Linked DNA regions of Homo sapiens: regions 2 and 3 are each linked to region 1. Evidence: chromatin loops called from intact Hi-C (ENCODE). Cell type or tissue: Caco-2. All regions are shown on one strand.

Evidence for each region. Peaks named below come from ENCODE experiments on the same cell type or tissue, not always from the same donor. Only the 100,000 strongest peaks of a DNase experiment are listed, where the experiment ranks them.
Region 2: a loop joins it to region 1, with 2.4 times the contacts of the local background. A loop is called at or near these places in 8 of 110 quality-filtered maps.
Region 3: it touches region 1 in a loop (2.3-fold over the local background); 6 of 110 quality-filtered maps call a loop at or near these places.

What each region holds. Positions count from the first base shown.
Region 1 is chr4:159,226,830-159,229,329 of GRCh38, reverse strand. The region is part of intron 4 of RAPGEF2 (Rap guanine nucleotide exchange factor 2); the gene reads right to left. Among named protein-coding and RNA genes, the nearest start is that of MIR3688-1, 99 kb to the right of the region's middle. In Caco-2, no CTCF peak of the experiment used is centred here; a DNase peak (open chromatin) is centred at 1,149; H3K4me3 peaks cover 883 bases.
Region 2 is chr4:159,281,550-159,284,049 of GRCh38, reverse strand. All of the region lies in intron 7 of RAPGEF2 (Rap guanine nucleotide exchange factor 2), which reads right to left. Among named protein-coding and RNA genes, the nearest start is that of MIR3688-1, 150 kb to the right of the region's middle. In Caco-2, no CTCF peak of the experiment used is centred here; no DNase peak of the experiment used is centred here.
Region 3 is chr4:159,314,570-159,317,069 of GRCh38, reverse strand. RAPGEF2 (Rap guanine nucleotide exchange factor 2) reads right to left here. Exons shown (of 30, transcript NM_001394067.2): 9 at 2,302-2,479. Among named protein-coding and RNA genes, the nearest start is that of MIR3688-1, 190 kb to the right of the region's middle. RefSeq lists an enhancer at 859-1,153. In Caco-2, a CTCF peak has its summit at 938 (motif pointing right); a DNase peak (open chromatin) is centred at 969.

The DNA.
Region 1 (2,500 bases):
TTTGTATGGGCCTCCACATTCTTCTTGTACGTCAGAACTACCCAGTGGAATGCAATTCTCAGTATCGGAATGTAAACTTATTCAAGTCAGCCTACACCCAGCAAGGGAATACACAGGAGTCAAGCAGATATACTGGTGGGCAATCCTAATTTACAAAATGATTAAAAACATAATACTCCAATACATCAATTTTTTCACACCCCTGTTTCCAGAAAATGATAGGCAGTTACTACATTTTATTTTCTTCCTTAAAAAAATCTAAGTAACTGACTGGACTGATGTTCCTAAATCAAAACCAATTGATTTGTTTAGGACTTACAAAAAAACAATCACATAACATTGTCTTCAGACAGCAGAGTGGCAATTAAATTAGGGAGGAAAAGCTAACAAGTAACTGCTGATGCCATCAATTCCATTCTCAAAAATTAGTAACATATATAAGAATAAATTTTAATATAAGTATAAAAGGAAAGTGGATTGACTTTCCATAAAATACATGTAATCTTTTCTTAATAAGTTGACTCATTAGTTTAAGAAGCAAAAAAGTAACAGCTATGTTAAAAATCACACACACACATACACCAAGTACATATATAATTTACATGTGTGTGTGTAAATTGCGAACTGCTTCTAAAGCATGGACTTTAACCGGCTTCTATTTCAGAAGTATTGGGAAAACTGAATACACACTATATATCTCTAAATTTCCTTCAAGGCTCACTTACAAACATTCTAACAATCATCACCCCACATAAAATTAACAGAAGTTTGCTCCTCTGCACAGTGAATCTCAACATTTCATCTCTGCTTATAAAAATAGAGTACAAGATAAAAATTATTATACAATACGAAGGCCTTATAGCTGTGCTATTCCCCCGTTCATTCCTCAGTAGTTTGTTGTCTATTTAACAAGCACTAAACATTCGATACTTAAGCTACTAACATTTTAATTCCTTTAAAAAAAATTCTAACCTGCACTGTCTTCAGTATCTTTGAAGAACCACTAACACCAACAGTGCTGTCACCTTCTATAGGAGCTCTTTTCTCTGCAGCACTGAGCACTCCCCATTTCCCCGTGTTTTCTCCCAGTGAGTCCACGCGCGCGGCGTAGCTTGTACAGAGGCCAACATTCCATCTGACGGCTAATTTCCTGCTTCAATGACCCACCCACCTCTCCTGGCTGCAGCTATGTGTTTCGCATGTTGTATGGGCACTCTTTTCGCATACCAGCCTCATGACCTCAGCGGCTGCCTGACAGACACTCTTTATCAATTTCTATTAATTCATTATCTACTCTCTTGTAAGTCGAGGGCAAGTAGGGAAATCTGCAATGTCTGCTCTCCTCTGAGTCTTCAAGGTCAAATGCTTTGTGCTGGCAATACAATTTTGTTATTAAAATTTACCCAAGCTGTACTACAAACTAGTTGCTCTCCGCCAAAGAGATGCTGAACTGTATACCTGGCCTGAGGGATTACCATGGAAAATACTAGAATAAATTTAAATCAAAACAGCATGGGAAAAGGTAAAAGAGGCTGCTTTTGCTGTCATTTTTCCCTTCAAGAGAAAAAAAAGGTGGCTCTTACCTCAGCTGTATTGGGGTGAAGAGAGCAAGCAGTTTTTCTCTCTTGCCACAATCTAAACCAGCAAAGATCAGTGGTGTGATGACTACACTTTGGTAGTGTCTATGTCCTCGTGACCAAACTGCTAGAGAACAGCTCAGCTAAATTAATCTGCTGCTATCAGTCTACACAGTGGCACAAACAGGTCTCTGCTGATCACAGTGCTTTGTACACAGATGGCAGCTGATCAGTTTGTATAAAAGTTATGGTCCATAACAGCTTTTCTTTTCAGCATGTAGACACATGCCCATCCAATATACTTTTGTTAAACGTTCACCATTTCATTGTGCAAAGCTGGCCGTGTATGAGTTGTATAGACAAGGAAGCTTAGCTCTAATATCTTATCTTCAAATGACCTTATTTTTTATAAAATTCATTCAAGAAGCAAAATAAACAATTACATTAAGAAATAACCAAACAGATCTATGTAACATATTAATGAGAAAAATGGCAGATGAATATAATGAATGATTCAGATTGGCCCTAAGCAAGTAAGAACCTGAACTGATCTCAAGAATCAAACAAGATTTCAAGAATCAGAACTAAACATCTGATATTCTTTAAAGCTCTATGTTAATGGCATCAAAACCTAGCCACTAACCTGCCCAAAATTTGGCACATACCACAAGAGAAGTTGAAATGGTAAGTATTTCTTTGTAAGACTGAACCTCAACAAAAATTCAGGTCACTTGAAAAATACTGTATTCATAATTCTTAGAAGTTAAAAGAACACATGTGCAAGAAAGGAAAAGCATAAACTCGTACACATATATAATCTTTTACAAAGATATCAAGTAATAAAATGGCAATTGATTTAATTCATCTGAATTAAATGTGGACTTTTCTCATGAGCCCATACTTGTTCTGTAAGTGAAAGACTG
Region 2 (2,500 bases), 55 kb before region 1:
CACTGTGAAACAGCCTAAAATCAAATGTTACATTTAGCATGTAAGAATTTCAGTGCTAACACCTCTTTTGGCACAGATTCTCAGTTTTTACTGCATGCAAATTTGGGGAGGGGGGTGGAGAATGAACTCATGGCTTAAGAATCTGGCAACTGCTTGAATTTCACTGTAAAGACGCATCATTAAGAAGCTAGGAATCTGAGTCACTTAATATCAGGCTTCAGCTAAATACTTAAATGGTTACATAACACCACTAATTTTTAAGAACAAGAAAGGGTTTTTTTAAAAAAATGTCCTGGCTTTAGGATTTCCTCTTTCTGTTTTTCATACTATAAAAATATCTTGTTTGATCCTTCAATATATTAAAAAACTTATTTGCTTTCTTCTTGAAGAATAAAAGATCTCCACATCTTCATACAGATGCCCATTATTAACCTGACACTCTAAGATGCATCTTTCTTTGGCATTAGATAATTCATTTCTCTCTGATAATGATTCATGTTTATGATATAAGATAAAATATGAGAAATTCCATTGTAATAATTAAAATATCTCTAAAATTCTAGTGAATTCACACATTATCAAATAACTAAACTGAAAACTAAAAACCATGCTTTAAATCCTGGATGCTTCACACCATGCAGATAACACATCTGAACCAATAACAAAAGTTTTCACTCAAGCTTTGACATTTCGACATGTAGTAGATATAACTTAAATTTTGGAAAAGAAATAAAGAACACATTGGAAAATTATTTTTTAAAAATCTTTTAAAGTTCTATATGAATAGTTTCTCAACATTAGCTGTAGTAAAATTAGAAAAAAAAATTCGACGTTTATCATTAACCAAAGGTACTATGTATATCATTAACCAAAGGTATTATCTCTTTTGAGATCAGGGTCACAAACAACTAACATGAATTTGCTTAAGCCTTAAGAGCTTGTTTTCCCAGTATTTTGAAAAGGGTGAGGAGAACCAGATAAAAGAAGATATTATAACTTCCTATAAACACTGTATTTAGAGCAGTAAGAAAGCAAATAACCATGCTCCTCTTACATACTCAACATTAAATTATCTTTCACAAAGAAAAAGGCATTTTTTTTAACAGATACAGCAGTATGTGCAGTTATAGGAAGTATAGAACTCCCACATCCTGGCCTTTACATTCTTCTTCTTAAAAGAACGCAGCATTTATGAGCCCCATAATGACTATTTTAAATCCTTGAATCACATTGCAATAGAAAAACACTGTATAGCATAATGTATAATGGCATATTTAAATACAGCCCCAAATCCCATGCTTCTATAATCTATATTAAGTTGTGAGCAAATAAAGACATTTCTACCTTGATCATTTCTTAAGCAAAGGTTAACCAGAAAGGCAAGCCTTAGGAAGAAATAGAATACATACCATGATGTAGTCTCTTTCGTTAGAAAAGGCAAGAAAAACAGATTTAAATTAAGACTTGGTGTATAAAAGCCGAAAGCATAGAATTTGTATCCACATAATGAACTGATGTCTCCTCTAAAGACGTCAGATTGCTGTTCAGCTAAACTATCTAAAAATACCTCCTTGCAAACACACACACACGAAATGACTACAAAGACAGGTCTTACTAAGCAGCTCGACTTGCACAAAATCACTTAATAAGTGGGAAAAAATTGAAGTACTTAGGGAAAAAATAATAGAAATTTTTCATATCAATTATGATCTTTTATGAGCTATTTTGCAAACCAGCATCAATGTGTAAAGAGTAGTTAATAAAGGATCTTAAATCGTAATTAAGCTAAGATGTCCAACAGAAAATCATGTTCTATGAAGTTAAAATCAAATAAAGAAAAATAAATCTCTGAATCACCATCAACATTCTATTTAAAAATCAAGAAAATGAAAATATCCTAGCTGAAAAAGCAGGAGTCAAATTCATGGATGCCACCGTGTGTCAGGCCATGTGCCAGATATGTAATTCCTGCAAAAACCTATGAAGTATGCATCATTAACAGTATTTGACAGATCAGGAAAAATGGTTCTGAACATTGAAGCAATCTGCCTACTGTCACACAGCTACAGAGAAGAGTTGGGTTCCAACCCACATAGGAATGACTCGAGCATTACAATCTAACAACAATAACTGGCATTCACATAAGCTTTACAGTTTGCAAAAAGATTCTGATGACATGAACTCCAGTTTTCTCATTTAAACCTCAAGTTTTCATCTATAGAATGAGGAGCAGAACCCCATTTTGCTCCTAATATTGTAAGATGACTAAAGAAAATCACACACACAAACACACACAGAGCACTTAATAAAATAATTTTAATTATTACTGTAACTATTAACAATTTTCCTTTTCCTTTTCTTTTTTTTTTTTTTTTTTTGAAATCAAGTTGCACTCTTGTTGCCCAGGCTAGAGTGCAATGGCATGATCTCAGCTCATTGCAACCTCCGCCTCCTGGGTTCAAGCGATTCTCCTGCCTCAGCCTCCCGAGTAGCTGGGGTT
Region 3 (2,500 bases), 88 kb before region 1:
TCAATTCCAACAGATTCAGTTCATTTAATTGCCCTTCAAATATGTATTGGCCCAAGAGTTGGGGGAGTGGTACAACAGACAAGCAAGGCTCAGGCAAGGGTGGCTATGGACCCTGGAAATCTCGTGGAAGGATGACTCTCAACGGAAGTTGCTCTCATTTCCAGTGTTCGAAGAAACAAGGCAGAGTCTGGGAGGCATACTCAAATCCAAAACAATTACTACACAACCAACTCTTGCTATGATGGAAAGGTGGATATAAAGCTACTTAAATTTTTAACCTCTGGGTACACTTAAAGTCATTGCAGCACAATTCATAACAGCAAAGACATGGAATCAACCTAAATTCCCATCAATGATAGAATGGATAAAGAAAATGTGGTAAATATACACCATGGAATACAATACAGCCATAAAAAGAACAAGATCATGTCCTTTGCAGGGACATGGATGGAGTTGGAGGCCATTATCCTTAGCAAACTAACAGAGGAACAGAAAACCAAATACTACATGTTTTTACCTGTAAGTGGGAGCTAAATGATGAGAACACATGAACACACAGAGGGGAACAACACACACTGGGGCCTTTCGGAAGGTTAGAGGGTGGGAGGAGGTGGAAGTTCAGGAAAAATTACCAATGGGTACTGTGGGCAGCAAGCCACCCAGGTGCCGAGGCAAGAGACCGAGGACATGAGCTGTTCCAGTATAATAAAATATAAAACAAGAATAGTTATACTAGATCTAGGTTATAGACATGATTATATATAAAATCATTAATCATTAGTTAGTAGTACTTACTCTTTATTCCAATATTATAATAATCCTCGTTCTATAATCATAACCTAGGAAAAACCAGGCCATACAGAGATAGGAGCTGAGGGGACATAGTGAGGAGTGACCAGAAGACAAGAGTGCGAGCCTTCTGTTACGCCCAGACAGGGCCACCAGAGGGCTCCTTGGTCTAGCAGTAACGTCAGCATCTGGGAAGATGCCCGTTGCCAGGCGGACCATGGTCTAGCGGTAGCCTCAGTGTCATGGAAAAACACCGGCTACTTAGCAGACCGGGAAAGGGAGTCTCCCTTCCCCAGGGGGAGTTTAGAGAAGACTCTGCTCCTCCACCTCTTGTGGAGGGCCTGACATTAGTCAGGCTCGCCCGCAGTTATCCGGAGGCCTAACCATCTCCCTGTGATCCTGTGCTTCAGTGGTCACGCTCCTAGTCCGTCTTCATGTTCCATCCTGTACACCTGGCTCTGCCTTCTAGATCGCAGCAGTAAATTAGTGAAAGTACTAAAAGTCTCTGATATGCAGAAATAATGGCATTAGCTGTCTTTCTCTTTGTCTCCTCTCTCTCTCTGCCTCGGCTGCTAGGCAGGGAAGGGCCCCCTGTCCAGTGGACACGTGACCCAAGTGGCCTTACCTATCATTGGAGATGACTCACACTCCTTATCCTGCCCCTTTGTTTTGTATCCAATAAATACCAGTGCAGCCTGGCATTCGGGGCCACTACCGGTTTCCGCAACTTGGTGGTAGTGGTCCCCGGGCCTAAATGCCTTTTCTTTTATCTCTTTGTCTTGTGTCTTTATTTCTACACTCTCTCGTCTCTGCACATGGGGAGAGACCCACCGACCCTGTGGGGCTGGTCCCTACAGGGTACTAGGCTTAAAACCTGGGTGATGAAATAATCTATACAACAAACCCCCATGACACAGGTTTTCCTATGTAACAGACCTGCACTTGTACTCCTGAACATAAAATAAAAATTAAAAAAAAAAAAGGACAAAAACAGCAAAAGAAAGACAGAAAAAAAGTCTCAACCATCACACAGCCTATATGCCACTAACCTGACATTTTGCTGTCTCCTTCCACCCACTTGCGTCTTCACACAAAACCAGAGTAGAAGCAAATCACTGTGACAATTTTACCAACTGCCTTTATGTTTACATACAGAAAACATGAGCTTAATAAAAACAGTGCTCACGAGAAAATTAATAGAAGTAATACTGCTTGAAAGGCTCATTTTAACTTTTTTTTTTTTTGTCATAAACTAAGCTTAAGAAAGGGTTTATGTGGAAAGGGTTTACTAAGAAGTTTCATTCACATTATTATTTGTAGACTCCTGAAGGTAAGACTGAGTAAACCTGATTTTTTCCAATTTTTGTCCAACAAATACTACTGTTTATACAAAGGAAATTAATAAATTAATGAGTTTTTAAAGCCTACTAGTCTTGGGCTCTATTTCATCAGACAATTTTGCCACTAAATCTTTTTAATTGCTCGTAGATTCATTTTCCTGTTCAAGCTTACCAATGTCATCATCTGTCCGGTCAATTGGGTCCTTCTCTAGGCAGTCTCTCACAATGTCCCTGCTCATCAGAGGATCTGATGCTCTCTCAATGTCTTCTTCATCGTCGTCGTCTTCGGAATCCACTGCTGTTTCTGGCAACCCACTCAGGTCCATATCACCAGCCTCGCTTTCTGTGGCCTTAAGACACACACACAAAAA